3 separate regions of the Homo sapiens genome follow, and regions 1 and 2 are each linked to region 3. Evidence: read pairs that join two places in POLR2A ChIA-PET (ENCODE). Cell type or tissue: OCI-LY7. All regions are shown on one strand. Each heading gives the region's core, and the rest is flanking DNA. Links, peaks and the distances in the headings are about the cores only. Region 1 overlaps LOC105371632 (a long non-coding RNA gene). Region 2 has its middle 53 kb from the start of C1orf220. Region 3 has its middle 17 kb from the start of MIR4424.

Region 1 (8,408 bases), core at 2,074-7,073, 84 kb before region 3:
TCCACCCGCCTCAGCCTCTGAAAGTGCTGGGATTACAGGCGTGAGCCATTGCACCTGGCCAAGTTCTTTAGAGATGGTTTCCTTCAGTTTTTTTAGACATGGTTTTCAAATATATATTTGAATATATTTAAAATAACTGGGCCAGGCACAGTGGCTCATGCCTGTAATCCCCAGCACTTTGGGAGGCCAAGGCAGGAGGATCACCTGAGGTCAGGAGTGAGACCAGCCTGGCCAACATGGTGAAACCCTGTCTCTACTAAACATACAAAAATTAGCTGGGCACGGTGGCGGGCGCTTATAATCCCATCTGCTCAGAAGCTGAGGCACAAGAATTGCTTGAACCCAAAACACAGAGGCTGCAGTGAGCCTCTGCCTCCCAAAGTGCTAGGATTACAGGCATGAGCCATCACGCCTGGCCCAAACTAGACATTTTAAATAATATAATGTGGCAACTCTGGAAATCAGATTCTCCACCCTCCCCAGGTTTGTTTTGATGGTGCTGTTGTTTTAGTTCGTTTGTTTATTGACTCTTCTGAACTCTGTTTTCTTTGTCAGGTGAGGCCACTGAAGTCCCTGCTCAGTTAGTTTAATGGTCAGCTGATGATGAACAGAGATTTTTCTTAAACAACTGGAGCCAGTAAGTCTCCCAGTCTTTGCCAAGGGCTTCGTGTGAGTGTCGGGGCGTGCCTTCAACACTAAGCCAGGCAGTCAGCAACTCTGCCTTGGTGTTGTCTTTCTGTTTTTCAGAAAGGTTGAAAAATGTGGCCTTTATTTAGGAGACCATGTGTACAACTAAAAATGAAGGGTTTTTTTTTTAACCAAGGAATGAGGGAAACTAGCTATCTCTGCCGCCTTCATTTTACAGGTGAAGAAACTGAGGTTTAGAGAAGTTCGGTAATTTACCCAAGGACATCCAAGCAATAGGTAGTGGTGCTAGGATTAAAATCAGGCAGCCTGAACGGCTGTAGTGGCTCACACCTGTAATCCAGTACGTTGGGAGGCCGAGACAGGTGGATCACGAGGTCAGGAAATTGAGACCATCCTGGCCAGCATGGTGAAACCCCGTTTCTACTAAAAATACAAAAAATTAGCTGGGCATGGTGGCGCGCACCTGTAGTCCCAGCTACTCTGGAGGCTGAGGCAGGAGAATTGCTTGAACCTGGGAGGCAGAGGTTGCAGTGAGCTGAGATCATGCCACTGCACTGCAGCCTGGTGACAGAGGGAGACTCTGTCTCTAAATAAATAAGTAAATAAATAAAAATCAGGCAACCTGACCCTAAATCACTTTGCCTTACAGAATAGGAAACTGGGGTTCAGAGAAGTTAAAGAACTCTGAGGTCATGTAGCTGGCTAGTGCAGATCTGTCTGGCCCCAGAGCTTATCCTTTCCCCCTTAGTTGCCCCAAATCTATCTTACCCTGGTGGGCCACCAGGAGGAGTGACAAAAAATAGACCTGAATGTTTAAGCTGAAAACACCTGGAAGAGGCCAATTAAGATACCTAAATAAAGTGCCCTTTAAACAACCAGGACAACAATAAATATCTGAAGGTCAGCAAATGAATCAAAATGCTAGATAATCAGAAAGAGCTATTAAGGAACAAACACTGTAGAACTTGCTTGTATACTGGAGCAGGATTAAGGAACTGGTTAGGTCAAGGCTGTGAATTGCCATTAAGAAATCAGTATTAAAAGTTGCTGTCTTGATTGGGACTCTAAGTACCTTCTGTTTTGTTTTTCCCACTAATTTCCCAGACTCCCAGGCCCTTCCAACCAGTCAGTAGGTTAGTATTAATCCCTTTAACCCCCATACATCCCTGGGGTGGGGTTAGGCCCAGTTAAACCCAGGCCTCAAGGTTCCATTGAACCCACCCAAGGTCTGTGGGAAGAGACCCCAGTGCCTGTCTTGACTCACCCATTTCTTTTCTTTGTCAGCTCTTGTTTTTCTTCACCTTGGATTATCCTGAAGCTCAGTTAATTGAGTCCTGAATAAGTAAGGGCATGTTGTAATTCCAAATTCAAGACAAGTTTTCTATTTAACCAGAGGTCCTTTTCATGTTACTCACAGAGGAGACACTCAAGACGGGGTATCAATGGAATTGCAGTTTGATAACTAAACAGAAGCACACTTGAAACTCTGGTGACTAATACAGCCCCATTCACACCTACCGAAAGACAATCCCCTGCTCTATCTGTGGTTTGAATCGATCACAAAAAACACAGATTTGCTTCCAGCAGCTAAAGTAATTTTAGTTTTATCAAATAGTGTATGTTTGGGTTTCTAGAGTTAAAAAAAAACTCATGCTTGGACCTTGGGCACCCATTGGAAGCTGCCTATCTGTTCCCACCCTTGCTGCTAGGACTCTCCTCACTGCTGTTAGCACACAGTGGGTTTCTACTGCTAAGAACTCCCTCCTCAACCCTGCCCTGGCACCCTAAAAATGACCTGTGCTGATACCTTCTCTCCCCTGCTCCCCATACACCCACAGGTGCAGGAACAGCTCCAGCTCTGCCTTTGTCCCGCGCTTTGAGCTTTTTTCAGGCTTCACCACTGCTCTTTCTTTGGCTTCATACTTGGGTTCTTTTTCTGTACAGGGTTAACAACTATATCATGAGAATATTAGTTAGATTCCATTTAACTTTTTACAATTTAATTAAATAGAGGTAATTATAGATTCACATCGGGTTGTAAGAAATAATACAGAGAGATACAATGTGTCTTTTATCCACAGTTTCCTTCCAATGGTAACATCTTACAAAACTCTAGTATGTGCAATATTACAACTAGGAAATTGATGGTACAATCCATAGATCTTGATCAGATTTCCCTCCTGTCTTACATTTACTCTGTGTGTGTGTGTGTGTGTGTGTGTGTGCACGTGCACGTGTATTTAATTCTATGCCATTTTATCACATGTGGAGGTTTGTATATCAATCACCATCTCTTATGTTGCCTTTTTGTAACATAATCTATTTCCCTCTCCTTCCATCCTCCACCCCCTGGCCCTAACCCCTGCCAATCACTAAACTATACTCTCTCACACTAATTTTATGGTTTCAAGAACGTTATATAAATAAAATCATAACATACGTAATTCTTTGGGATTGGCTTTTTCACTTGAAATCCATCCAAGTTTTGTGTGTATCCATGGTTTGCTCCCTTTTTATTGCTGGGTAGTAGTCCAAGGTCTAGATGCACCACAGTTTGTTTAACCATTTGCCCACTGAGACATCTGGGTTGTTTCCAGGGCCTATTATAAATAATGCTGCTGTGGACATTTGTATATAGGGTTTTGTGTGAACATAAAATATGTTTTTATGTTTCTGGGATAAGTACCCAAGAGTGAAATTGCTGGGTTTTGTGGTAATTGCATGTTTAGTTTTATAAGAAACTTCCAAAATGTTCTCTAGAGTGGCTATACCCACCAGCAATGTATGAGAGATTCAGTTTTTCTACATCCTTATCAGCAATTGATATGGTCACTATTTTAAATTTTAACCATTCTGATAGGTGTGTAGTAAAATTTCACTGAAGTTATTTCGTTTTAAAAAACAATTTGTACTTTTCAACTTTTGTTACTAAATATTTGTGCAGCTTTTATATTTTTATTTTTCAGAAACATTTTAATTACTGAATAGCTGTGTAACATGTTAGAAAAATCCAAGTAATATTTCACATAATTCCATTTCACTTGCCTGTCCATACTTTTTCAGTATGCCAAGAATTCTATGCCTACTTTTGACACATAACTTGATGTCAAGTTTCACTTGATGAAACCTTTTTGATAATTGTCAACTCAAAAGTTAACACGACATATACTTCATGAAAATGGAGTTAATTGGCTATTCTGAGCCTTTTATAAAGAGAATTGCTTCATCCACATACCAATTAAGTTTCTATATTTATAAAATATTTTTCTAATCAAAAAATTAATTGAAACTATGAAAAAATAGACACCTGGCTGTTTCTTTCTTTTTCTGTTGTTGAGACAGAGTCTCACTCAGTCACCCGGGCTGGAGTACAGTGGCACCATCTTGGCTCACTGCAACCTCCACCTCCACCTCCAGGGTTCAAGCGATTCTTGTGTCTCAGTCTCCCAAGTAGTTGGAATTACAGGTGCACACTATCACGCCTGGCTAATTTTTGTGTTTTTAGTAGAGATGGGGTTTCACCATGTTGGCCAGGCTGGTCTCGAACTCCTGGCCTCAAGTGATCTACCCACCTCTACCTCCCAAAGTGCTGGAATTACAGGTGTGAGCCACCATGCCCAGCCAACCTGGCTGTTTCTTTTCCAGCCCTTCCAGAATGAGAATTCATGTAGGCCATCTGCCCCACTCTGATCTGCAAGCTGCCTCCCTGATTCCTTGACTCCCTGCAACCCACATCCCCTCCTGTCTTCAGGACATCATACTCGCACCTGGGGGAAAAGGGGAAGTAAAAAGGGAGGCTCAGTGCCCCTGGGTCTGCTTTGTCTGTGAGAGAAATCTGACATTGTTGGCAGAGAACTAACATGTCTTCTTAGAAAAAAGTAGAGCCCCAGTTGCCTGGATACAGTCAGGAATACATATCACTGGATCTGTGGGTGACCTGTAGTTACTTTGTCCCTATTTGAGTTTCCTGAATGTTAAGAGGAAAATGGAGCAGAGCTAACAAATACCTCATACCTGCTTGGGCTTTCTCCGTCAGTCCTCTGTGTGTGCATCACACACCCACACATATGCAAAATAGCTCAGTGTAAAAACCCTGCAGTAAACATCAATCCTTGTAGATTCCCGGGGAGTTCTAGTTGGATTTGCTAGCAAAGCAACTTCCATAAAGACTATAAATAGCAGGCATGTGCCTCTGTAAGCAGTGCAGCTATTTTTTTTTAAATAGGGGATTCTCATGTTACAAGGACATCACAGATTACTGAATAATTTATTTAATGGTAGATTATATGGGCTTCACTCTTTGCCAGTGAGCTCATACCCAAATGTCTAAAGGAGATAAGGTGAGCAAAAGCTAGATGTCAGGCTTGGGTGAGCTGTTTATTTATTTTTATTAGATATGTATAACTATTGTAGCCATTTATATTTTACTTAATATTATCTCAGCTGCAAAGGTCATATATACAATAGTGTCACTACTTTATTACAGACATTTAGCTAACTTCTAACAATTCATATCGCACACAGCATGAGAAATACAGAATAGAATAATAAATAACTTTGGTTGCACTTGATTTTAACAAAGGACTGTGATATATAGGAGTATGTTTGTTCTCTATGAAAGTATAGGGAAATGAGGGGACAAAATTCAAAAAAAGGATGTTAGATTTGAAAATAGAGATAAGAAAAAATGATCTAAATCCATGTTTTTCTGTGAACTATTGTTATAATCTTTTCAATGACTTATAGTAAAAAAAAATTGCTTATAAGCTTACAGATCTTAGACATTTTACCTTTAGCTATATACAGTTCTCAGGTGTGCAGAGGTACCCTGGAAGACGGACATACTTTTCTGTCAAATGTAATTTTAATGAATATGAAATTTATTTAAAAAGGAAATTTAAATTTGGCAATAGCAAGATGTCAAAAGATTTGAACAGGCACATAACAGGAAATTCATGTGGCCAATTAACATAGTAAAAGATTCTTGGTTTTGTTTAATAATCAGGGAAATGCAAATTAAACTCACAGTGAAATGTTACTCACTACACAGCCACCTGATCAGTTGAAGTTTTAAAGTTTGACAATAACAAGTGCTGTTGAGGATGGAATATAGTGAGAACCGCTGCTGTTGGAAGTTTGTTTTTATTTATTTTTTGAGTCAGGGTCTTGCTCTGTCACCCACGCTGGAGTGCGGTGGCGCGATCATGGCTCACTGCAGCCTCCACCTTCCAAGTAGCTGGGACTACAGGAGTGGACCACCATACCCAGCTATTTTTTTTTCTTTTTTTTGTAGACATGGGGTCCCACTGTATTGTTCAAGCTGGCCTTGAATTCCTGGGCTCAAGCGATCCTCCCACCTCAGCCTCCCAAAGTGCTGAGATTACAGGTGTGATCACCGCACCCAGTCTGCTTTTGGGAGTTTAAATTGAAGCAAAGTTTTGGCAAATAGTTGCCATTCTCTACTAAGGTTAAAGATTCACACACCCTATTCACAAGTGGAGAAATTCTGATGTGGGAAAATGCCATCAAGGCAGGTGTACATGCATATGCTGTGGACCAGGATGTATACAAGAATGTGTAGAGAAGCAGTGTTTGTAATAGCCCCAAGCTGGAACCAAACCAAATGCTGGCCTGTCATAGAAAGCATAAGAATTAGAGCCACTTAACAACAGCATGGTTGGAGTTAATAAATATAATGTTGAAGAAAAGAAGCAAGACACAAATACTCAGAGTCAGGGTCCATTGATATAAAGCTTATAAACGGGCAAAGCTAAACTACATTGTTTAGGGATGCATATAGAGATAGTAAAACTCTAAAGAAAAGCAAGGAAATTGTTATAATAAAAGTGAGGATGGTGGTTACTTTTAGAGGAGAAAAAGAATTGTGACCGAGCTTACTCTGAGACTTCTGCACTCTGGAAATGTTCTATTTCTTGACCTGGCTGTGGTTTCATGGGTTTTTACTTCATCATCATTCACTGAACTGGATCTTTACTTCCATAGTTTGTGGATGTACGTTATGTTTCACGCACACATACATACACACACATGATGCTTTCTAGTCATACTACTAAATACTGAAAGATCAAAATCTAGAAAAAGAAACTCCCTAGTTCAATTTAGTACCTTTAAAAAATGAACTTTAAGTATTCAGTTCAGTTGAATGAACATTCAAAACAACAAGCCGAATCTATGCACCATTGTGCCTCAGAATTCTACAGTGTTGTGCTGGAAGGACAGCCAGAGGAAAGGAAGGAGCATCAGCTCCCAGGCAAGGGCTGCTTCCCAGCCAGCTCTGCTCCTCCACATCTCTTTCCCCAGGCAATTCTCTAGGCTTGGTTTCTCATCTGTAGAGGCCCAGACTGGATCTGCTCCTCTGAGAGTCTCCTAATATATTACTAAGAGTCATCTGTTGGAAGTTTGTCATTTTTAAAATATAAAATTCTTTTCATTTGGACAAGAATCTAAAGAATATAAGCATATTTGGGGTCCTCCCTATGTCCACGTTTGAGTGTACAGTGCCAGCCTTGCTCAGTGTTCACAATCACAATGCAACCTAGATGCGCTATTTTAATTGCCAGTTGTCAACTGTTAATTGCCAATCAGAAGAAAACGCAAGTGGCCTTAGTAGAGTATGTACTTGCCAAGTGAGCTCACAGAAGGCCCACAACCAGTGTTTCCATAGGAGTTTGAAGAGACGATGCCACGTGAGATTTAAGTCATGAGACAATGCAGGTGTAAGGCGTGCCCAGCTCAGAGAACCGACTCGGTGCTTGAGTTACCAAGCAAGGGGCAATTTGACTCCACAAAATCACACTATCTGTCTCATTCAATTAATGTTACCTTGAGTTTTATTGGTTTTATATTTGATTTGTCAAATCATGAACTTATTTTGATTTTATAGTTGTAGAAAACTTACAAGGGTTGTATACCCAATTTTATGTTTGTGTACATCCAACTAACAATCTTTATAAAAGTGGTTTATGTTAACACTGGAAATCATCCTTTTTTTTTTTTTTCTTGAGAAAGCAGTGCACATCACTCAAATTTCAGCCATGCTGAATTCTGTGACCTACAGACACTTCTGGGGTTTGTTTCTATTTTAGGGAGTTGAGCCCTTTCCAAAGCAGGCGGCCGGGGGCATCCCTGGTGCTGCCTGGGACTCCATCCTCTTTAATCTGTGGCAGTGACTCTCAGCTACAGGTGATACTGCCCACAGGGAGATTTTGGGCAGCATCAGGAGACACTGTCAATGGTCACAAGCAGAGGAAGTGCATAGTCACAGAGGCCAGGGTGCTGCTAAACATCCTGCAATGCATAGGACAGCCCCCCAGAACAAAGAGCTAACCAGGGAACAGAACCCCCGATTCTGTTCTCCCACTTCGACTTCCCTAAGAAGAAAATCTCCTCTATGTCAGTTCCCAGTTAATCAGGGAAAGGCAGCAGTTTTCTTTTACAACTTACCTTTCTCAACACTTGTTTCCTTTAACACAGCAGAATCAGACAAAAGCAAAAATAATCCCTCAGGTGTGAAAAGGTTCATTGCCTGACTGGCTTGATTGAAGAGTGGAGGGTGGGGCGGATGTCAGCTATTATTTTTTTGAGGCAACCTTATTCCTGGTCCACCGTCTACACAGAGCGACTCTTCTATCCTGGCGCCTGATGTCTGTAGCTGGTCTCTGGAGGGGATGTGCTGCAAAGTGATTCCCAGGGGAGCCAACATCTCCTCCAGAATAAATTATTGAAAACAATACTTAACA
Region 2 (8,408 bases), core at 1,697-6,696, 65 kb before region 3:
CTCCACATGAAGCAGGGGAACCAGAGCCATGCTCAGGACCTGCACCCAGAGGCCATGGCAGGGTTTTCCTGGCTAGGGAGAGGAGGCCAGGAAATCTGTTGATAACCACTGCCTGGAGTGTAGCTTAGTGCCTAGAGTGAACTCAAGCACAAGTCCCATAAAGAGGATGCACAGACAGAGAGAAAAAAAAAATAGAGAGGCAGAGGTAAACCTTCTGCCCATGATGACCTTAGAAGCTCGATCTTAAAACACATGAGGAAATCTTACACCAAGGAAGATAGCTAATAAAATCAATAATTGCAATATGAGTTTTTTCTAGAAAGACACAAAATTTTAAATGTTAAAAAAGACTTGAAAATATGTACATTTAAAATCCTTGAAGAGATGGGTAAATAAATTACATCCTTAAAAGAGATATATGCCACCAAATAGGGACAGATAAAATAAGCACAGGTAGTTTTAAAAATTAAAAACCGTGGAGAAGAAAAATGCAGCCATTGACAAGGGGCAGGGGGCCACTCAGTGGGATAGATTCTAGACTAAACATAGTTGAAGAGAGAATTAACAAATAGGAATAAGGAATTCATCCAGACAGTAACAGTATCAAAGGGGCTATCTGAATAAGACAGAGAATGACAGGCACTGTGGTTATGGGTCAGGGGCTCAGGAAAGGCTTGTTAAAGGACACATTTAAGCAGCAGCCTGACTTAGTAAGAACGAGTCATGTGATGACTAAAACACCAAAAGCAATGGCAACAAAAGCCAAAATAGACAAATGGGATCTAATTAAACCAAAGAACTTCTGCACAGCAAAAGAAACTACCATCACAGTGAACAGGCAACCTATAGAATGGGAGAAAATTTTTGCAATCTACCTATCTGACAAAGGGCTAATATCCAGAATCTACAAAGAACTCAAACAAATTTACAAGAAAAAAACAACCCCATCAAAAAGTGGGCAAAGGATATGAACAGACACTTCTCAAAAGAAGACATTTATGCAGCCAACAAACATATGAAAAAAAAGCTCAACATCACTGATCATTAGAGAAATGCAAATCAAAACCACAATGAGATACCATCTCACTCCAGTTAAAATGGCAATCATTAAAAGGTCAGGAAACAACAGATGCTGGAAAGGATGTGGAGAAATAGGAACACTTTTACACTGTTGGTGGGAGTGTAAATTAGTTCAACCATTGTGGAAGACAGTGTGGCGATCCCTCAAAGATCTAGAACTAGAAATACCATTTGGTCCAGCAATCCCATTACTGGATATATACCCAAAGGATTATAAATCATGCTACATTAAAGACACATGCACACGTATGTTTATTGTGGCACTACTTACAATAGCAAAGACTTGGAACCAACCCAAATGTCCATCAATGATAGACTGGATTAAGAAAATGTGGCACATATACAACATGGAATACTATACAGTCATAAGGATGAGTTCATGTCCTTTGCAGGGACATGGATGAAGCTGGAAACTATCATTCTCAGCAAACTATCACAAGGACAGAAAACCAAACACCGCATGTTCTCACTCATAGGTGGGAATTGAACAATGAAATCACTTGGACACAGGGCAGGGAACATCACACACTGGGGCCTGTCATGGGGTGGGGGGAGGGGGAGGGATAGCATTAGGAGAAATACTTAATGTAAATGATGAGTTGATGGGTACAGCAAACCAACATGGCACATGTATACTTATGTATCAAACCTGCATGTTATGCACATGTACCCTAGAACTTAAAGTATAATAAAAAAAAAAGAGTCATGTGAATGAAATAAAAATAAATAAATCCATCCATGCATAGATATTATGCAAGGCATAATACCTATTTTCCAAGTTGTTGTGAGGATTCAATTAAATAACATAAAGCAGCAAGCCCAGTGCCTGAGACATAATTAATAACAAATGTTAAGAAACATACTTCCCTTCCTAAGAATCTGAGTTACAGAATGAATTTAGCATTCGATCTCTATATTGAGGAGGCTTTTGGCCACCTTGCTGGAGCCGAACATCATGCTGATAGGACTCAAATTGACTGATAATCTTTGGATCCTAATAACGGTGGATTTAGTTATTTGTGACAAAGTGGCTGGAACATTGTCAGTTGTCTGTATGCCTGTTTCCTCCTTCTGCTTCTCTCTCTTGAGAACAAATTCTGTTTTCCCCTCTAGCATTAACTAAACAAGCTAGTCACATCCAAAATAGAGATGACATTTTAGTATAACCAGGCAGCCTGGACAGGAATTTCTTTGCAAATCCCAATATTCCATCAGTACAGCTCTCAGCATTTCTCCCATTATGTCTTCTGTGGAGCCCAGAAAGAACTCCTGACAGAGGTCAGGAAAGGGGGAAAGACAAAGCCACCCTTTTACTCAGCATGAAGCCTTTTCAACTCACAGGCCCCTGATGAAAACATTCCATAATGAAAAGAACAAAATAAGATGGGCTCACAGTGAACAGCTACAGACTGTTCCATCAGACAGAGAGCAGCTTCTTGGGATGTGGGAATCTGAGACTGGATTGTATTCAAAGAAAATACCCCCAGAGTGATAAAGTGCAAGTCCTGGGGGCTCAGCAACATTCAAAGTTCCATGCTTTGAAGCGGGGTATTTCCCTGCCAAGGCCTGAGGATGGGGGCTAGCTATCCTAGAAACAGAATTAGACTGGGAATGAACCAGGTGATGAAGGGCCTTTGGCATGGCAGTTTCTCTCCTCCTTGAGCAAGGCAGATACAGGCCTCTGTGATGAACCAGAAAAGAGAAGCTGGAGGCGCAGCACTGGTATTTGTTTTTCTAACCAGAAGAGAGAAAACATGTTCCACCCTCTCTGAGTCCTTGGTTAGGAAAAGGTTGTTTTAAGAAGAAGAGAAGGAAGAGGAGGAAGAAACAACCCTCCTTTCTGTAGCTAAACTGGCTTTTGCACTCATTTCCCAGGGGCAAGGCAGCATAATGACTCTTCCTTCCTGCCTTGGACATTGGGTGGCGTCCAGCGGGTTCCCCTGGTCCCTGTAGTCGATATTCCCTCAGCAGCTCAGTCCTGCCCAAGCTCCAGCACGATTGTCCCACACTGGCAAATCTATAAAAATAAGTCTTCTCCTTATTTGAGTTCCTTTCTTGTTTTTTTCCAAAAACTGCATATCTCACCAAGTACGAATTATTTAAAAGAAAACAATAAAGAACTAAGATTTTCACCTTTGGCTGAGTTGGAAGTAAAGGTTCACACTGGGAATGGGAGAAAATAAGAGGAATTTGCAGGGGCAAATGCTAGGATTTTAATATCTCCCACATCCCGTGATGCATATTGTGCCTGATATCTAAAACAAAACCAAATTTAAAAACAGCTATTTGGGTGAGGTTAGAGAGACAATGTATTGCACACCAGCAAAATGAGGGTGATGTGAGCATGAGCCTGCAAGTTGCATCGTTGTCTTGGAGGTCCTCACATACACAAAGATGTTCTGTTTTCACTTTGCTTGTCCATCTCCCACACATATACAACTTGAAATTCATTTTTAATAAGACTTCAGTCCCAGTGGTAGGCAGATAGGAGAGACATTAAAGAGAAGAAACTTCATATTGAGAGTAGGGCATTGGTCAGTTATTAGCATTTATTAGGCTGGGTCCCTGCATTGTAGCAGGTTCATTATGTCTGTTGATTAAATTAACGCAGGACACTATACTGTAATAGCAAGTGGAGATGGATTTGATTCCTTTCCTAAGAGAGTCAATTTGCTGGTACTCCCCAATCATGCCGTAGAACCAGTTGCCCATCCATAGAGACTGCCATAGAATATATGTTTGAATAATTAAGTTGTAGTTTTATAGTTAAATCCTTTTTAAACCTACTTCCTCATTCTCATTAGAAACACTGTACTGATCCATGTTCTTTTCTTCTGCTTCATTACCTAAGATTTTTGGAATTTATCTGCTTTTTATTTATTTTTTAAAATTAATTAATATTTTTTTGAGATGGAGTCCCATTCTGTTGCTCAGGCTGGAGTGCAGTGGCGTGATCTCAGCTCAGTGCAACCTCGGTCGCCCAGGTTTAAGTGATTCTCATGCCTCAGCCTCCCGAGTAGCTGGGACTGCAGGCATGTGCCACAGCACCTGGCTAATTTTTGTATTTCTAGTAGAGGTGGGGTTTTGCCATGTTGGCTAGGCTGGTCTCGAACTCCTGACCTCAAGTGATCCACCTGCCTCAGCCTCCCGAAGTATTGAGATTATAGGCGTGAGCCACCGTGCCCAGCTTACCAGCTTTTTAAAGCTAACTCCCTTTCCTCATGTGACTCTCCAAAAACCAAAACCCCTTGTGACATCCAGGAGAGTACGCTGAAGGCAGATGTGACTGCAATAGCTCAATACTCAAAGGGATTTCCAGGCCGCCTACCCTCAGAGCCTCTCTTCCCTATGTCTCTGCCTTAATGAAAAAGGCCTCTGTGAAGTCCTAGAGCTCAAGCACTTGTTTTCATGATTCCTGCAGAGTGAGAGACTTGAAAAATGAGGGCCCAGAAAGGAAATCACTCATTCAATTTTATAGAGCAAAATAGCAGTTAAGCCAAACTAGAAACTAGAATTCACTGTTCCCCGAGTCATCTTTTTGAGAAGCACATTTTCAAATTCAATTAGAATATATTGAGAACTATATGTGGGGATTTGCTTTGTATCAGGCTAGTTAAGTGCAATCACGTAAGGGGCATATTGAAAATCAATGCAGGGCAGAAGCAAATCATCCACTGTATCTATTGAATTTAGGAATATTGATTTGAATAGCTAATAACTTGGTAGATGGAAGTTACTCTGCCTCTTCTTGGATGTGACTCTCAGGAATCATCATCAGTAGCCTCCACTCCTTTGTCTCATGAAATCAACAGTGAGTTTAGCAGCAGCTCTCTTGTTATAATTCAGCTATTTTATTTCTATCTTAACCAGAGCAGATTACTTTTGACCAAACTAGCATCTCTTGACACAACCTACCTTGTATGACTTCTTTCGGTTAATGAGAAATGGTTCCCTCTGATCATTTCATGTTTATGCAAAGCTAATGTATCTTGACCAATATTATTATGCCAATTATATAAGTGCAGTTGTCTCTTTCAGGCATTTCTACTACAAGAGCTCTTGAAAGTGCAATGAGAAGAAAGAATAAAATGGAGCAGACATGTAATTAGGGAGATTATGAAAATCCTTTCCCAGGTGTTTAAAAATGTATTTTAAGTATAGGAATTTTGGTCTTTGTAGTGTGATGTCTGTAACCTCTTCTGGGCCAGGTTTGTTCTTCAGTTCCATGGGCTAAAATCTCAGCTGTCTACACGGGCAAGGAAGAGAAAGTAAATGGAAAAAACAGGTAGGGTTCAAGTGCTATGCATCTGCCATGCGCCTAAGGGCCATGGACTCCTGGACTAGAGGGAGTGCTTGCTTCCCCTGAAGGAGGCCACCCACCTCAGTCTAGCACTTGATATTATATCATAAGGAAATGAGGCCCAGTGCAGCCAGAGAAACCAGAAATCTGAACTAAGTATCCTGATTTTTAAGTGGCTTTATTTTTATTTTTGTAAGTACTGAGCTGGGTCAAATACTTTTATCCAAGGGTAGGACCCAGTAGGCTGCCTGATGAGAGGAAAAAAACCCAAAGTGCTTTTTCCTTCTCCATTCTCACCACTCAACACAACACTTCTGACGCCAGATTGGAGAGAGAGTGTCCCACATACAGAGCAATTCTCCAGTAGACACTAACCAGCTGGGTGTCCTCTAATTCAATTCTGACACCATGTACCTGCAGACAGCATCAGATCGCACAGGTTGGGGGCTCAGTCCCATAAGACTGTGCCCACTTCAGATGCCAATCACAAGACCCAGGTAGTGACCTGTGCTTCTGACCAACCAGCCATAAACCAGGGTTCCCACAACCTTCTCCTCAGGCTCAATTAATTTGCAAGAGCGGCTCACAGAACTCGGAGAAACACTCTACTTACATTTACTGGTTTATTAATAAAGCATATGATAAAGGATAGAAATGAAAAGCCAGACAGAGTTGCGTAGAACAAAGTGTGGGGAAGGGACACAGAGCTTCCATGCACACTCCAGGAACATCCACGTGTCCAGCAATCGGAAGCTCTCTGAACCCCTTCCTTTTGGGTGTTTATGGAGGATTCATTGCATAGACATGATTGATTACATCATTGGCCACTGGTGATCAAATTAACCTTCAGGCCCTCTTTCCTGCCTGGAAGTTAGAGGAGGGGGGTGTTGAAAGTCCCAACCCTCTAATCCTGTCTTGGTCTTTCTAGTGACCGGCCCCCATCCTGAAGCTACCAAGGATCTGCCAGCCACCAGTCATTTCATTAGCATACAGAAGACACTTTTTTTTTTTTTGAAACAGAGTGTCCCTCTGTCGCCCAGGCTGGAGTGCAGTGGTGCAATCTCTGCTCACTGCAAGCTCAGCCTCCTGGATTCACGCCATTCTCCTGCCTCAGCCTCCTGAGTAGCTGGGACTACAGGCGCCCGCCACCACGCCCGGCTAATTTTTTTTTTTTTTTTTTGTATTTTTAGTAGAAACGGGGTTTCACCGTGTTATCCAGGATGGTCTCGATCTCCTGACCTCGTGATCTGCCCGCCTTGGCCGCCTTGCCCTTTTTAAAATTGGTAGCTGCCCTGCTTCCAAGCTCCAAACAACTCCTGCCCAGCAGCCTGGTTTTGACCCTCAAACCATTGCTCCTATGCACATTGCGCAACTCCAGCCCTGCCTCTTACCCCACACATACTCCCTATTTTTCTCCACCTCTGCCTGGGCCACTGGCTTCCCTCAGGCCAGGTCTTTCCCAGGCCCAGCCACACCCTCTGCACCCAGCTTCACTTAGGCTCACCCTACCCCATCCTCCTCTTATCCTCAGCCCGGACACTGAAAGCTGTACCTCTGGGGCTGTTCTCTCCATCCCAGAGCCTCCTCCATACCCTCTCCTCAGAGGACTCAGGGCTAAAGGAAGGCACATAACATACGTGACTTGAGAAGAATGGGGATGGGGAGAGGCTGCTGTTCATTTCCACTAAGGATTAACAAGAGAAGAAAGCTCTAAATGGTAGGAGGACCGAGAAAGGCTAGAAAACACTCGAATCTACTGTCTATGGAGATTTGGCAATTTCAGGGCCTTTCAGAGCAGAAGACCAAGCCCAGTACCTGGAATGGGGATCGATCGGGAGAAGGAGCCTGGGAGCCAGGGGAGGAGCAGATTGGCTTGGAGATCAGGCTTGCACACTGCCCTGTCCTCTTCCTGGCCAGGTAGAAATGGAGATATTGATATTCTATTCGGAAAAAGTATGAGCTCGCTTAAAGGGAGTTGAAACAAAACCATGCCAGGCAAATCTCCGTAATGCCAAATTGCAGAAGAGCATTCAAAGAGATGGGAGGGCCCAGGCCAGGAAATTCAGGGGCCTGGCTTCAAATCTGGTCCGAGTGTGTGAGAGCGTAGGAAAAGGACTGACGTTCTCCAGGTCTCCATCAGCTCTTTGAGAATACAGAAATTGGACTGGATGAAGTATTCATTATCTTAAAAGACACAACAAATTAACTCAAAGCCTAGCAGCTTGAAACAAAGAACTCTGATGATCTCATGAAGTCTGTAGTCAGGAACCCAGGCACTGTGTGGCCAAGCCCCCAGCGTCAGAGTCTCCCTGAGGCTGCAGTGGAGGCGTCAGCTGGGGCAGTGATCACTCAGGGCTCCACCAGGTATGATCAACTTTTTAGCTCGCCCAAGTGATTGTTAGGCAGAATTCAATCCCTCTTGGAGTCCCAGAGTAAGAGTCTCATTTGGAATAAGGACCTCAGTTCCTTGCTGGCTGTTAGCTGGAGGCCTCCCTCAGTTTCTCGATATCTGGGTCTCTCCATAGGGCAGCTCATAACATGGCGACAGGCTTCAATCGAGCTAGCAAGAGACACTTCTGCTTTCTGGTACTTCAAAGCTTGGAAGATGCCACTGCCCCCTAACAACAAGCAAAAAGCTGAACAAACTGAATAATCAACTCTTCTTAGAACTCTAAGAGAAGTGAGGACCCAGGGACAACCACTGCCCCCAGAATTGGAGAGACAAGACAGATGGATACAGAGAATCACAACTTACCTACCAGAGCAGAAATTCATGAGCAGAAATCTCTGTGGGAACTAGTGCCAAGATAGAAAAATCCAAACTGTAAATGATAAATTACTGTTGGCTGTGTGTGGACAAGTCTGAGAGTAAAAAGACTCCAGGGGGACCCAGACATAAGGGGGGCTCCATCCACACTTTTGTGAAACTTACCTTCAAAATCTCGACCAGGTTCTCACATTAAATGTCAGAGAAAAATGCCCTCATGCTTCTGGCAAAGGGAGGGAGAAAGGAACGATTTTGAAATGC
Region 3 (8,408 bases), core at 1,565-6,564:
TATCTTTACTCGGCTAAGGAGTGCAGAGCTGAGACGTGTCAGAGTACCACCTCCTCTCAGCCAGCAAGGCAAACTGCCACCATGGAGTCATGCATACTACTGCATTCGCCATAGGATTGATTTATTTCATTATTGTTTATGGATCTCTGTAGGCAAATGTATCCAATCATGAACACAGGGAAAAAAAGACACATTATTCCTTTTGACAGTAGGATGCAACAATGTCAATAATTGTTAGGTAATTATTGTCAACATATTAGACAATGCCAGCCGGTTTAATGTGCAATCATATGCTTTACCTCTTGAAATGACAACTGTGCAGTAAGTTGTTACCTGTGTTTAACAAAATACTACCAAGAATAATCTGAAACTAATACATTTACTTAAACATGGATACTTAGAGATGTTAAAAAAAATAGTAGAGCAAGTAAGGTTTTCCTGAGCTTCAAAGAACAAACTTGAGATCCAGTGAAACATCAGTTCTCAAGATTTCATATACAGTACACAAAAATGCCCCCAGAAATTTTTCTAAATACAGACTACTCCAGTGTCCCATTTCCAGAGATTCTGTTTCAGCAAGCTGTATGGCATTGTGGTTGGGAGCATGGAACTAGACTAATCTGCCCCTTTGCTACCTGTGGAACTCTCTCATGTCTATTTCCTCCTCTGTAAATTGGTGATGATAAGCCTCTTGCATGGAGTTGTTCTGAGGATTAAGAGTTGCCATTTGTAAAGCACTTAATAGATAACCCATATATGTTAGCATTTTTTTTTTTTTTTTTTGAGACGGAGTCTCGCTCTGTTGCCCAGCCTGGAGTGCAGTGGCACGATCTCGGCTCACTGCAACCTCTGCCTCCTGGGTTCACGCCATTCTCCTGCCTCAGCCTCCCAAGTAGCTGGGACTACAGGCGTCCACCACCATGCCCGGCTAATTTTTTTGTATTTTTAGTAGAGACGGGGTTTCACCATTTTAGCCAGGATGGTCTGGATCTCCTGACCTCATGATCCGCCCGCCTTGGCCTCCCAAAGTGCTGGGATTATAGGCATGAGCCACTGCGCCCGGCCTATTTTTTTTTTTTTTTTTTCTTAAGCAACACTCCAGGTGGCTGAGATGCTGGCAATCCTCAGTCCATAATTTAATAAACACTGCAGTGTGGCCTCGGGCTGGCTGTTGACTCAGTTTGGGCTGGGCATAAATCAGTTAATCTCTCTGTGCATCAGTTCACTGCCAGTAAAGTAAGTCTGAGAATTCTTAACTAACTCAAAGATATAGTCCTTGAGAAAGGAAGAAGCCACACTTCCCTCAATAGCCTGGCAGTGTACACTCCTTGCTCTAAGAAATACATGGTAAACAGGGACTGTGCCAAGACTACACACCAATAAAACATTTTGGACCTTTAGCCCTGCTCTCATGGAGAAATATGAGTGGTCTCAGGAAGTTTGCAGCCTTGGTTTTCATGGTAAGTCCGGCGCACGTGAAACTATTGGCATGCCACACAACACCATGGATGTGTCCAAATATGTGGGACACCTCAAAGGCCACATGTTTGGAGTTTCCTTCTATCTCCTCCTTCCTAACCTCTAAATGCCTGTGGGCTCCGGGGTTCTGGCCTCTTCTCAATTTACATTCTCATCCCTAAGCTTAAGTGAATTCCCAGGTTGTATCTCTAGCCTGATGGCTCCTTGAGCTTCAAACTCTTACATATCCCACTGTCTACTCAACAGCTACACTTGGATGTCTCAAAGGTTCTCAAACTTCACATGTCCAAAAAGAAATTCTTGTTTCCAGATTCAATAACCCCATACAAATCTGCATTCACTTCCTTCCCCAAGCTTTCCCTATGAGGACGTGGTAACATCATCTATCCAGGCACTTAGACTTAACATTAAGAAGTTGCTCTTTGTTTTGTTTTTGAGACAGTGTCTCACTCTGTTGCCCAGGCTGGAGTGTAGTGGCACAATCTCGGCTCACTGCAACCTCTGCCTCCTGGGTTCAAGCAATTCTCCTGCCTCAGCCTCCCAAGTAGCTGGATTACTGTCATGTGCCACTTTGCCCGGCTAATTTTTGTATTTTTAGTAGAGATGGGGTTTTGCCATGATGGCCAGGCTGGTCTCAAATTCCTGGCCTCAAGTGATCCACCTGCCTTGGCCTCCCAAAGTTCTGGGATTACAGGCATGAGCCACCGCACCCAGCCTAAGGAGTTGCACTTGATTCTTCTCTCCCTCAAAGCCCTGCAGGTTCTCACCTCTGCCTCCCATCCATCTTCATCTCCTACTACACTCTGCCCATGTTAGCCTTCTTATTGGTCTCCTAGAGCACCCCTCATCTTTCTAGAACATTCCTGCCTCAGGGACTTCACTTCCTGTTCCCTTTCCCTTTCTTCTCTTGGGTTAGCTTATGGTTGATTTCTTTTCTTTTCGTTCTTTTTCTTTTCTTTTCTTTTCTTTTCTTTCTTTCTTTCTTTTTTTTTTTTTTTTTTTTTTTTTTTTGAGACAGATTCTCACTCAGCCACCCAGGCTGGAGTGCAAGGGCACGATCTCAGCTCACTGCAACCTCCGCCTCCCTGGTTCAAGCCATTCTCCTGCCTCAGACTCCCGAGTAGCTGGGATTACAGGTGCCTGCCACCATGCCCAGTTAATTTTTGTATTTTTAGGAGAGATGGGGTTTCACCATGTCGGCCAGGCTGGTCTCGAACTCCTGACTTCACGTTATCCGCCTGCCTTGGCCTCCCAAAGTGTGGGGATTACAGGTGTGAGCCGCCGCGCTCGGCCAGCTTATGGTTGATTTCTTGTCATAATTTAAGTCTCTCCTCAAATACAAGTGTCTCCTCCTCAAAGAGGCCTTTCCCTATCACCATATGGAAAAAGCTCTTATTCCTATGGTCACGCACTAGCCCTTACCCTGCCTTTTAATTTTTTCTCACAACATTTGTCTCAGTCCGTTATACTACTTATTTACTTACTACCTGATTATCTGTCTGCCATACTAGAATAAAATCACCAAGAGGGCAAAGACTGTCTTACTTACCATGGCATCCTGAGTTCCAGAATGGTCACTAGCTGTATTAGGCTGTTTTTGTGTTGCTATAAAGAAATACATGAGGCTAGGTAATTTAGAAAAAAAGAGGTTTAATTGGCTTCTGGTTCTGCAGCCTTTACAGGAAGTATGGTTCTGGCATCGGCTTGGCTTCCAGGGAGCCCTCAGGAAGCTCACAATCATGGCAGAAGGTGAAGAGGGAGCAGGTGTCTCACATGGTGGGACCAGGTGCAATAGATAGAGTGGGGCAGTTGCCATACACTTTTAAATGACCAGATCTCATAAGAACTCACTCACTGTCATGAAGACAGCACCAATCCATAAGGGATCTGCCCACATGACCCAAACACCTCCCACCAGGTCCCGCCTCCAGCACTGGGGATTACAATCCAACATGAGAGTTAGGCAGGGACAAATATCCAAACTATAGCACCAATAGTGGGTTCTTAGTAAATATTTGTTGCAAGAATGAAAGAACAAATGAGGAACGGATATCAGCTATTAATAACAAGGGGGTTTGGGGAATCAGAAGAATAATGAGTATTAGTACACTAAAAACAAAACAACAACAAAAACCAAAAACAAAACAAAGATTCTATCTGGGGCTTTGGAAGGGCTGGAAATATTTGAGTAGGTGAAAAAAAAAGAAGAAAGGGCCTAACATAAGCTAGGTGGGGAAACCACAAGATTCGTGTGGCAATAAAAATAAACTGATCTAATAGAGGCAGAGAGAAAATGACAGAGGCAAAAAGGAACTGAGATTGAATAGGTTAAAAAGGGTCAGAGCAGAGCAAATTTTGAATGTGTCACATAGAGGAGTTATTTGAAGGGGACGTGACATTTTCCAGTGGGGTGTCAAGGTGTCAAGGATGAGTGTGGTGTCATGTCGTGACTGAAGTTGGGAATAAAGGAGTATTCTGCTGCCGGCACAATACTCAGGCAAAGTACCTTGGGAACAGATAAAGGGTGCTACAATTAGATTTCCCCACAGCCTAAGCAGAAATCCCAAGGAGAAGCCCCTTTGCTCTTGGAATATGTCTCAGAAACTTAGAGGTCACAGCTGAATCTGAGAATGGACCCAGCCAGGAGGACCTCACATACTCACTGGTTAGAAATAATTGTTTGTTGCTATAGAATCCAGTAAGTATTAGTTCTTGTGTGAAGGCATGGCACTGGGGGGCTTTCTGAAAGCACATTGGAGATATTGTTGGGAAAATGTTAGGTTTTTAATCACCAAAAAATGATCACAATTGAATTTCAAGTAAATTGCCTCCTTAGTTTTGCTGCAGCTGCCTTAAAAACATCCTTGCTTTTGGAAGTGGAATATTCATTATGATTCAAAATGATACTTTGTAGTCTTGCTCTAATGATGCACACACATGACCTTTTGAGAAATCCAGATGTTGCTAATGTTCCAGCTGTGTAGAATAGATTTACTGTGACTAGAAGCTGGAAATGACCTAGATAAGCACAGCAAAACCCAAAGGACCCACTCATTTTTTTCTGTTAAGATGAAGTGACTAATTGGATGGTTAAACCTGTTATAGTTCCCTGGCTTCCACCTCTTCTCAAAGAAGAGAAAGGCATCTCATTATGTAGCACCAAAGCGACATTTTAAAGAGTGCTTCAGCATTGACTTTATTCCCAAGCTTGTAACTAGGCCATTTATTGCATTTGAAAAAAGAAAATGCCTCCATTGTGCCTCCTACTGTGTCATACACCACAGCATCACCATGGGTGATGGGAACACTGAACCTGTGCTACCTTCCTCCACACTGGCCTCAGTGTCCCTCCTGTTTTCTGATGCACTAGGAAGAAGACTTATATCTAGCGGGTGTTACATCCCTGGGTACTCACCTCTCTGCTGGGTGCTCAGTGAGTGTTCACATGTGAAGGAAATAACATCACACCCATGTTACATATGAAAAAAGCAAATTCCAGAGAACATTTTCCCTCCATCATCTGTTTGTTTCAGATAAGTAATATATTGACCCTTGGGGCTCTCATTTCTGAACTCCAAACTTTTGCAATAAGAATAGCTCTGTCAGGCTGGCGCAGTGGCTCACGCCTGTAATCCCAGCACTTTGGGAGGCTAAGCCAGGTGGATCACTTGAAGTCAGGAGTTCGAGACCAGCCTGGCCAACATGGTGAAAACCCGTCTCTACTAAAAATTCAAAAAATTAGCCAGGCATGGTGGCGCACGCCTGTAGTCCCAGCTACTAGGGAGGCTGAGGCACAAGAATTGCTTGAGCCCAGGAGACGGAGGTTGCAGTGAGCCAAGATCACGCCACTGCACTCCAGCCTGGGTGACAGAGTGAGACTGGGTCTATCTCTCTCTCTCTCTCTCACACACACACAAACACACACACACACACACACACACACACACACACACACACACACACACACAGAGAATAGCTCTGCCTGGTCACATAGAGGTGGAACCCTTTGTAAAAAAAAAAAAAATGCTGTATTACTTAGAAATATCTAACTCTCACTTGTTTCAAGAAAAAAACACTGAGAAAACAAAAGTCCAGGACAACAAAAGAATATACAGAGGAAAAAAACAAATGATCCCTTTCTCCTCTGGACAGGGGCCACATTTCCTTTGTCACTATATCCCCAGTGCCTAGAGTGAAGAGGAAATTGAGATAGTTCTGTGGGGGCAAATGAATTCATATGGTGACTTTGGGACCCTGCATTATGGGGTCTGGACTGAAAGATTCCTTCAAAGTCACTCTGGACCAGGCCCACTGCTTCCAGGCACGTTTACATCCAAAGTAAGCAACAAAAGGATCTGACCTCTCTCCCTAAGGCCTAGAACACAATACAGATAACAATAAGAACAACAAAGTGGGTTTAAGATAAAATAAACACAATACACATTGCATTCTTGTCTTCTTTTCTTGTCTTTTCTGGCTGTGTGTATGTTTTTTTAACAGGAATCTGTTGGTGGGAGAATTCCTGGATGTTTCCTACAAGCAGATGGCAATGTTCTCTTAGTCTCATCGGAACCAGACAGAGAAGGGGACGGTGGAAAAAGGACTGATAGAGACAAAGCACATCTAGCCAACCAGTCACCCTCTACTTCTAAAGACTTTTGAAAACAAGAGTATTGTCAAGAATTATTTAACATTATTATGATACTATCATTATAATCAAGGAGTGGGCTGTTGAGAGATTTCATCTTCATTCATTTTTTCAACAAATGTTTGGTCAGTGCCTAGGATGTCAAGTACTGGGCTAGTTGCTTATTTTATAAAGATGAACAAAACAGAGTCCTTGCTAGCAGCTAGGTCATAATGAAGACAACCCAAACAACAATGACCGCGCTGTTAGCTAGGACAGCAGCGTGCCTAGGATGCAAGGAGAACCTTGGAGGGCAGTCAGAAAGGGTCCCAAGACCAGGTGACATTAGAGCTGTGCTGGGAAAGAGGGGTAAGATTTAGACGCAGGCGAAGAAACGAAGCAAGCACATTCAAGGTGGGAGTCAAAGTCACTGAAATATGAGAGCACCTGAGCTAGTTGGTACCACTAGAATCAGGGGTAAGGCTAAGAGAGGATGAGGAACTGAGGCTGATGAAGGTAGCAAAAGTAGACCAAGCAAGATGTTGGCTCTCATGATTAGACATTTTTTCTCAAAGCAGTGGGGAACCATCAAAGGTTTTTCACCAGAAAAAAATGTCATGTTAACATTTTTTTTAAAAATTGAGACAGAGTCTTACTCTGTTGCCTAGGCTAGAGTGCTGTGCCACAATCACAGCCCTCCTGGGCTTAGGCGATCCTCTTGCCTTAGCCTTACACATAGCTGGGACCACAGGCACATACCACCACCATGCCTGGGTAATTTTTTAAAAAAATATTATTTGTAGAGACAGGGTCTCACTATGTTGCCCAGGCTGACCTCAAACTCCTGGGCTCAAGTGATCCTCCTGCCTCAACCTCCCAAAGTGCTGGGATTGTAGGTGTAAGCCATTGCACCTGACTCATTTTAGCATTTTTAAAAGATTACTTGGGAATAAATGTAGGACACAGACTTGTTGGGCAGGAGTTAGGAAACAAGACTGAAGAAAAGGAGACCAGTTAAGAAGGTATGGCAAGAAACTAGGAGAGAAATTATACAGGTCCTAAACCAAAGAGTGCTAATAAGGATGGAGGGGAGGAGGCAGATTGGCTAACTGAATGTGAAGAATGAGTGGAGAAGGCACAGAAGAAGACACTTTAGGTACCTCTCAGTCTTCTGTCCTGAATGACCAGATAGATGTGCATGTCGTTAACCAACATTCAATGTCTGGAACAGAAACATTTTAGGGAGGAAGATGATATGGGCAATATGGGATATGTTTAGTTTGAGATGTCCAGCTGGGAGTTGAAAAGCCGTGTGTGGAGCAGGAAGAAGTTCTAGGCTGGAGATAGACATCAGCACTGGGATGATCACTGAAGCTATAGGCTTAAGTTCTACTAGATCAATGGCTTTGAGACTATTTTTTCTATAACCCACAGCAGAAATACATTTTATGTCACAATCCTGTGTACACATACACACACCTATAAAAATGTTCATTCAACAGTATTTACCATGACCAAGTGTGACGGACTCTAAGAGCTTTCTATTGAATTTCAGTTTTTTTAAATGCTGGTCAGATGCACCGATTTGATTTCACAATCTACTAATCACTAATGGGTTGCAGCCTGTAGTTTAAAATGCACTACCCTAGATTATAAGCTTCTTGTAGCAGGGACCACATCTTATACAGTTTAGATTCCCCGTGGCAACTATTATAATGCCTTGCACATAATGAATTTTTGTGGAAGGAAATCAGGGGAAAAAGGAAGGAATGAAGTGAGGGAGGGAGAGAGAGACGAATTTTTCCAGTACTCAACCTTAAAATGTTCTCCAAAACTACAATGAAATCTTGTCTCCTCCAATTCTACTGAACTTTCATATACACAGTTTCTATTTTTTTCCTCATATTTCCAAGGTAAATCAAACATGGGTCACAATGCCTCAGGGGAGATTTGGTGTTTTGCTTTTTCTCACCACCAACTCCCTACACCACATCTAGGGCTCCAACCATAGTCTTTTAGTTGGACTAGACTGGCCAAGCAAGACACTTATGTTACATGGCTGCAGCCCTCCTATGCAAAGGTTGTCACGCTGTGTACCACATGACCCCACAACAGCTGCCTGGACCGGAGGAAGATGGCAGCAGCAGCCAACACACACACAGAGAAGAGGAAGTAGAAGCCCTAAGAAAATAGAAGCTATGAGCAAGCTGAAGATGAGGAAGAGAGGACAGGATGGAGAAATTAGTTGGTAGCGGCAGAAGCAAAGAGTAGTTTGGAAACTGAAAGAGCGAGCACTAGAAAT

What was found. ChIA-PET counts read pairs that join two places held together with the same protein. Peaks named below come from ENCODE experiments on the same cell type or tissue, not always from the same donor. Only the 100,000 strongest peaks of a DNase experiment are listed, where the experiment ranks them.
Region 1: POLR2A ChIA-PET joins it to region 3 with 14 read pairs; 5 of 35 experiments call an interaction of 5 or more read pairs at or near these places.
Region 2: POLR2A ChIA-PET joins it to region 3 with 14 read pairs; 7 of 35 experiments call an interaction of 5 or more read pairs at or near these places.

Annotation. Positions count from the first base shown.
Region 1 is chr1:178,571,381-178,579,788 of GRCh38, forward strand. It overlaps LOC105371632 (a long non-coding RNA gene), which reads right to left. Exons shown (of 4, transcript XR_922315.3): 1 at 1,913-8,408. Among named protein-coding and RNA genes, the nearest start is that of C1orf220, 33 kb to the left of the region's middle. In OCI-LY7, for the core only: no CTCF peak of the experiment used is centred there; DNase peaks (open chromatin) are centred at 4,401, 5,641 and 6,211; H3K4me3 peaks cover 3,097 bases; H3K27ac peaks cover 4,835 bases.
Region 2 is chr1:178,591,330-178,599,737 of GRCh38, forward strand. No RefSeq gene overlaps it. Among named protein-coding and RNA genes, the nearest start is that of C1orf220, 53 kb to the left of the region's middle. In OCI-LY7, for the core only: no CTCF peak of the experiment used is centred there; no DNase peak of the experiment used is centred there.
Region 3 is chr1:178,656,204-178,664,611 of GRCh38, forward strand. No RefSeq gene overlaps it. Among named protein-coding and RNA genes, the nearest start is that of MIR4424, 17 kb to the right of the region's middle. RefSeq lists an enhancer at 8,167-8,376. In OCI-LY7, for the core only: no CTCF peak of the experiment used is centred there; a DNase peak (open chromatin) is centred at 3,768; H3K4me3 peaks cover 1,294 bases; H3K27ac peaks cover 1,940 bases.